Regions from separate parts of the Homo sapiens genome. Here region 2 is linked to region 1. A link is a contact called in ENCODE Hi-C or POLR2A ChIA-PET data. All regions are on one chromosome and are shown on one strand. The core of a region is the stretch at or near the end of the contact, and the rest is flanking DNA. Distances in the headings are between cores, read along the strand shown. Region 1 has its middle 53 kb from the start of EIF5A2. Region 2 overlaps SLC2A2 (solute carrier family 2 member 2).

Evidence for each region. Hi-C counts contacts between places; a loop is a spot of excess contacts on that map. ChIA-PET counts read pairs that join two places held with the same protein, here RNA polymerase II (POLR2A).
Region 2: a loop to region 1 is called in a map of HepG2, with 4 times the contacts of the local background. The contact joins two enhancer-like sites. A Hi-C loop is called at or near these places in 5 of 168 maps with a recorded cell type or tissue (Caco-2, Calu3, GM12878 and 2 more) and 1 of 37 single-sample maps with no recorded cell type. POLR2A ChIA-PET finds 5 or more read pairs at or near these places in 2 of 52 experiments (HepG2 and activated CD4-positive, alpha-beta T cell).

Annotation. Positions count from the first base shown.
Region 1 is chr3:170,960,065-170,963,548 of GRCh38, forward strand. No RefSeq gene overlaps it. Among named protein-coding and RNA genes, the nearest start is that of EIF5A2, 53 kb to the left of the region's middle. Within about 2 kb of position 1,972, at least 2 of the 41 ENCODE cell types and tissues checked have a DNase peak (open chromatin) inside an H3K27ac peak, as active enhancers do.
Region 2 is chr3:171,000,383-171,004,001 of GRCh38, forward strand. It overlaps SLC2A2 (solute carrier family 2 member 2), which reads right to left. Exons shown (of 11, transcript NM_000340.2): 8 at 2,194-2,298. Among named protein-coding and RNA genes, the nearest start is that of SLC2A2, 25 kb to the right of the region's middle. Within about 2 kb of position 2,094, at least 2 of the 41 ENCODE cell types and tissues checked have a DNase peak (open chromatin) inside an H3K27ac peak, as active enhancers do.

The sequences.
Region 1 (3,484 bases), core at 722-3,221:
ACTAAGGGCAAATCCCAGAGAGACAGAGACATGTAATCTCTCAGAGATTTCAAAATAGGTGTTTTAAAAGACAATGAAATTCAAGATAACACAGAGAAGAAATTTAGAATCCCGTCAGATAAATGTAACAAAAAGATTGAAATAATTGTTAAAAATCATGTAAAAATCCCAAAGCTAAAAAATACAATTGATAAATGGAAGAAAGCTTCAGATTCTCTCAACAGCAAAGTGGATTAAGTGGAAGAAATAATTAGTGACCATGAAGACAGGCTGCTTAAAAATATACAGGCAGAGGAGACAAAAAAGAATAAAATGGAATGAAACATGCCTGCTTGGCCGGGCGCGGTGGCTCATTCCTGTAATCCCAGGACTTTGGGAGGCTGAGGTGGGTGGATCACGAGGTCAGGAGTTCAAGACCAGCCTGGCCAAGATGGTGAAACCCCGTCCCTACTAAAAATACAAAAATTAGCCAGGTGCAGTGGCAGGCACCTATAATCCCAGCTACTTTGGAGGCTGAGGCAGGAGAATTGCTTGAAACCGGGGGGGTGGAGGTTGTAGTAGGCCGAAATCGCCGCATTGCACTCCAGCCTAGGCGACAGAGTAAGATGCCATCTCAAAAAAAAAAAAAAGGAAAAATGCCCACAAGATCTAGAAAATAGCCCCTAAAGGGCAGATCTAAGAGTAATTGGCCTTAAAAAAGAATTAGAGTGAGAGTCCAGGATACAAAGTTTATTTGAAGAGATAATAACAGAACTTTCCAGACCTAGAGAAAGATATCAATATTCAAGTACAAGAAGGTTATAGAATAACAAGCAGATTTAACCCAAATAATATTACCTCAAGACATTTAATAATCAAACTCCCAGAGGTCAATGCTTTCCTTCAACAGATAGTATTTATTGAGCACTTTTTGTATACCAGGCACTGTTCTGGATACTGAGGATGGAGCAGTGGGCAGTGAACAAAACAAACAAAATCCTTCTTCTCATGGAGCTGATACTTCAGTGGGAAGAGACAGGCAAGAAAAAAAAAAAAGGAAGAGGGAAAGCCGCTAAATGCTAAGTGTCAATAAATGTTAAGTAAAATGGGGGCAGAAAAGCAAAGACAGAAAAGCACCCTACCCCAATGGGGGTAGGGTGGATCTTGGATAAGATAGTCAGCAAAGGCCTCCATGGAAGGCCAAAATAAAAAGTGAGAATTGCTCTAGATTAAAAGAGACCCCTGAAACATGTCAACCAAATGCAAAGCGTAAGTCTTGATTACATTCTGGCCTTAAAAATGCAAACTTAAAAACATTTTTTTTGATGAAAACTTGGAAGATTTGAATATAGATTGCATATTAGATGATGGTGTAAAATTATTAATTTTTCAGGTAAGGAGATGGTATTGTCATTATGCAGAGGGTATCCTTTCAGGAAGTTTATGCTGACAGTTTTTGAATTGTTTTAGTGTCTGTAGTTTACTTTCAGATGGTTCAACACATAGAGGAAGAACTAAAGCAAATGTGGCAAAACATAACAATTGGTAAATATGATGAAGGTGTAAGGGTGTTATTACAGTATTCTTTAAAATTTTATGTATGTTTGAAATGTTTTCAAAATAAAAACTTGGCAGAAAAAAAGATGGAATTTAGGGTTGTTGGAGTCGATCTGAGTTTTCATCACCAGGTGGTGCTAAAGCTTTTCAAATGTAGTTAAATTAACAGCAAACAATCTGTGCTGACAGTTGCATATTAATTTAGGAAAAATTTGGGTGGGAGGAACATAGACTATAAATCAAGCTTTTTAAATTTGCCAATTTTACTCTTGCTTGCATTATTATATTTTACACAATTTGAAGAGGTTCAGCTATACGTTTTCTGGCTGTCAGTTTCCTTCTCTTCGACCTTTCTCATTTCCAGGCCCTTATTTTCTTCTCACAAAAGAGCTACTGTGATAATTCCCAACACCAGATGCCACTGTGATCCACACTGCTCACAGAGTAACCTTCGTGCAGCATTTCTGTCCCCTTCATCAGCTCCCTATTCCCCTCCAAATAGTTTCCACTCCTCAGCAAAGAATTTACAGTTTGATACCAATCTTCTTTTCCCAGTGTATCTATTATTGTTGCCTTGCATTAACCCTACTCAGGAGAAACATTGACTGCTGTCCTTTTTTTTTCAAATAAATGTCATACACTTTCTTGCCACTGACTATTCTGCTTTGTGTGTCTCCATACTCCCAATGCCCTTCTGCCTATTGCCAGTTCAAAATCTGACCTTGCCCATCATTGAAGCCTGAATTAAATATCATTTCCCTCATGACAATTTCCCCAAACACCTTACTCAGAAATATTCCTCTTTCTACAGCACTTTTAAATTTTCTTACCAAACTGATAACATTTTGTATTACATAATAATGTGTGTACACTAAATTATAAACACCTCCAAGGTAGGCAGTTTATGTTTATAGTCTTTGGATTGTGTTTAATATGATGTGGAATTTACTAAAGGTCAGTGGAATTGAATTTCAAGATTATTCAGAAGTAGTTTATAGTAGTGGTAAAAGTACTGACTAATTACCACCAACTGCCAGCCTTACTCTGGTTGTTCATTTCACAGATAAGCAATGAGAGGCCACCATAGTGAGAAACCAACCTGGATAAAGGATGTTCATGGCTTAGCAGCCCCACCTACCAAAAAAAAAAGTTATCAATTTGAAGTAAAATTTCCTTTCAATTTGAGTCTGTCAAAACCCTTAAATTCTTGAATGTCATTTGATCTATATATTCTTCTAGGTAAAAACATGAAAAGAATGATCAAAGATTTGCTTTAAGAATATTTCGTATATGTTACAAAATATGTTTGTAAAAGCTAAAAATTAGAAGCAGCCTAACCAACAATACAAAGTTGGTTAAAGACATTCTAATATATCCATACAATGAATTACTATGGAGCTATTAAAAATGGTGCTCGAGAACAATATTTAGTGGCATAGAAAGAGGCCCCCAGTGTTATTATAGGAAAAAAAATACACCATATTGTTGACATAATGCTTTTTAATAGAAGAAAAGATTTGCATAGAGAAAATACTAAAATTGATGGCAGAGATATATTTCTAGATTTGGAGATTGACCGATTTAAATTTTCTCTCTTGCTATCTTTTTTCCCCCTAAGTTTTAACTCTGAGCACCTATATTAAGCAAACAATAAAAATATTTAGGAGAGAAATTATATTCCTAATGTTATTCCATTGTGTACATTCATTAATGAAGGAAGGAATTTCAGGCTCTAACATTGTTACTTGGGCCTAACATAGAACCAGAGGATAAGAAGGCCAAATGATAACCCAAGAGAAGACAGTATCGGAGGTCAGAAAAGGTAAGAAAGCCAGGTAGAAAAAAATGAGGGTTGAAGAGTGGGGTTACCATGCTCAGGAAAGGAGGGAGGCGGGAATACAAGTAGGAGAGCTGTAAGAATCTAGTAGATACCAAGATTGTAATGAAA
Region 2 (3,619 bases), core at 844-3,343, 40 kb after region 1:
AGCTCCCTTACTATAAACTCTAAAACTGAACATCTTGAAAATTGAGTTGGCCTCTGTCCCTGAGGCCTGGTGTACACTCAGGATGAGTGTGACAAGGAGTGAGACATGGTCAGTGGCTGGAGATGTCTTCCCAATTAGAACGCTCATCTTTGCCCCAGGGCCTCACGCAAATCCTGGGCTCTTAGTTCCAATTTGGTAGTCACCGCTTCTTTCTCAGTGTCATCCTGCTTCCTAGATCCCTCCATTTTCTTTCTGCTTTTTTTCTCTCAAGATTACAGGCCCTCTTCTACCAGCCCATTAGTGTGGAAGAAAATATAGGATGTGGAACACAATTAGTGTGGAGTTGGGAAAGTCTCTCTTCCCAAAAACAAACTGATGTTCTTCCAATTTGGTGAAACATTAATATATTCAGTGCATATTTCTATTTGCATATTTTTATTTGAAAGTACACACACAATTTGGTAACATTGGTTAATTTTGGGGAGAGAAACTGGGTGACGGAGGGACTATCCTTTTTATACTTTTTGAACTTTAAAACAATGTTTCAAAAATTAATATAATTAAAAATTTTAAATGTGATCTGTAGTCCTGGAGGCTTAATTAATGATTTGGACTGGTTTTAAAAGATTATGTCACTTCCCTGTTCAAAAACTTAAACAGAATCAAAGGATGGACTCTAAAAAGGTACATTCAAAATAATTAGGACACTGTCTTAAACAACTCCTCCCACATCAGTGGGGTTGGGAGCAGGGTGCAAAAATGAAACTTTACAGAAGTTTCCTCTTTAGATTTTTTCAGAATTTAGGCTACCCAATCTTGACAATTTGATGCTTTACATAGAAAATCCTATTATACACAAAATGTTTTAATAATAATCTATCATAAAAAATATGTTGAAGAATTTGTAAAAAATATTCCAGGAGACAAAAGGGTGAATAGTCCCTTGGATTGCACTTCAGAAACAGGTCTTGATTGATTTAGAGTGGCCTTTTGGTTTAAACAGGCCTTATCTCTAAAGGTATGTCTACAGAACCATTGGTGTTTCGTTATTATCTGTTTTTCCTGCTCTTTCCAAGGTCCAGCACTGTTTAATGTGGTCTGGACAAACCTGCCTTTTGATCTGGGTAGCCAGGCTGTAATTTATTGATCACCCTAAGGTAATAGTTAAGAGTTCATGTGCAGAGAATAAAAAACAAGTGACTAAATTATATTGAGTATAGTATTGTGACTAAAATTGAAAAGAATAAACTTTTTGCTGTTTTTATCTTGTTGAACAAAGATAAAAATAAGCTCAATGACTCTCATTCTACAGTGAATTACATTAGTTGGGGAGTTTTTGTCTTTATTGTTGTTTGTTTACTTCTTAGATTATTATGTTAGATATTCTTGTTGTCAGGTTCTTATATATCCTTAATATATAAGAACCATCACTTCTTATATATCCTTAATATATAAGAACCATCACTTCTTATATATCCTTAATATATAAGAACCATCACTTCTTATATAAAGTTATTTGGTTTTAAGAAGAGTATATGACTTTTTTTTTTGTTGGAAGAAAACAATAACATTTCTAGTTACTATGTCACTTCCCTCATAATCTCACACATACTCTCATGCATCACCGGAAGCCACAACCTTGTGAACTACTTGGAAGCTCTGCTCAATGGCTTAATACCATTTGCTGAGTCTGTTTAACTTTGCTTAAAGGCTTAAATGTCTGTTAGAGAGGGCCTTGTTTATTTATTTTTATATGTTTCCCCCAAGGCACATGGTAAAAAAAAGAATTTGAACTATGTAAAAAGAGGAATCTAAGTAGACCATCCAATATCAATAGAAATGACAAGCTGTCAGCTACTCCCAAGGGGTTTATGTACAGAGAAAAGAAGGAACCTAGGAATCTGCACAAGGAGGAAGTTCTCTGTGTCCCCAAGTGAGTTAAAAATTCACAAATGAGTGACTAAATGGCATCCCAGCAGTGCAGAGAATCAGCGATTCACCTCAGTTATGCCTAATCTCAATGCAGTGGTTGGCTTATTCAAACAGGACTCTTCTCATGACTCACTTGGGTTTACACACTTAGAGCATGTGTACAATAAGTCATTGATTGCTTTTAGAGCCGAAGTTCCCCACCCCTCCTGCAATTTCTGGACTAAGGAACAAGCAGAGTATTTATCTAGGGCATTGACTTACAGAGACAGCAGTGAAAACCATGTTTACAGCGCCAACTCCAATGGTTGCATAAACAGGTTTGCTGATACCAGCCGTCTGAAAAATGCTGGTTGAGTAGTAAAAAATCTGCAAAGTAAAAACAGGTTAGCCTTAATCTTAAGAAGTCTGGCACTGATATCTTTAAAGCAAGAAATATTTTAGATTGTTTATTTTTAGTTGTTTCTATAGCGGCATGCACCCTAGAACTTCGTACAGATTTTCTCCTTCCAAGGAAGAGAACCCTCAGTCTTCCTTTAGTGTTTAAAGCTTCTGATTGCTTAAACGTCCTCCTTATATTTAGTTGAGAACTCTGCTACTGCATTTTCTTTATTTTTGTAAATAAATTGAAACGTTTTGTTAAAGTATAATATACATAGAAAAGTACACATAAATATGCAGCTTAATTAATTTTCACAAACTGAACACACCTATGTAACTAGCACCCAGATCAAGAGATAAATAATTTCCACCCCTCCAGAAACTTCTTAAATCTCCCTTTATCACTTATCCCAAGGAAACCACTCTTACAACTCCTGACATCATAGATAAATTTTGTCTACTTTTGTACTTGATGTGAATGGAACCACATAATATGTATCATTTTGTGCCTGGCTTCTTTTAGTCAACATTACCTTTGTGAGAATCATCCTTATTGTGTATTGTAGACAGTTCACTATCATTACTATGTAGTATTTTATTATATTAATATACCACGATTTACTACTATTCTATTGATGAGTATTTAGGTAGCTGCCATTCCTAAATGAATAATTTACTATTCATTAGGCTATCAGAAATCCTCAATTCAATACTCAACTCTAGAAGCCACTTGCAATGTAGTTTTTTTTGGGGGGGAGGGTGGGAGGCGGGTGTAATTATTCTTTTTCCCTCCTTGTATTTATTTTGATTTTTGCCTTTTGCCTTCACCTTAATATTAAACAGACATATAGTACCATTGACTATTGACGTTTTTAAAAATTGTAATTTTAGAAAACTTGAAGCAAAACGAAAGTTAATGCTCACTCAATATATATTTGTTGTAGCAAGACACATCATGATGTCAACATTTTTAAATGTCTTTTAGCTATTGATTATGAATAGTAATAATGAATAGTGATTATGAATAGTGCTGCTAGGAACATTCTAGTACAATCCTTTTGGTGGAATATGTATGCATTTATAACTAGGAATAGAATTGCTGGACCATGGTGTAGGCATGTGCTCAACTTTGATAGATATTGCCAGATAGTTTTTGAAAGAAGTTATGACAATTTTACAGTCTCACCAGCATGTATAAGAGGTCTAGTTGCTATTGCATTTAATCCAGAAAATTTCACTAGTCTCAGTAGACATGGAGAAATTTTGTTCACAACCTTTCTAATAGCCTTTTAAAATTTAGTTATGTTTA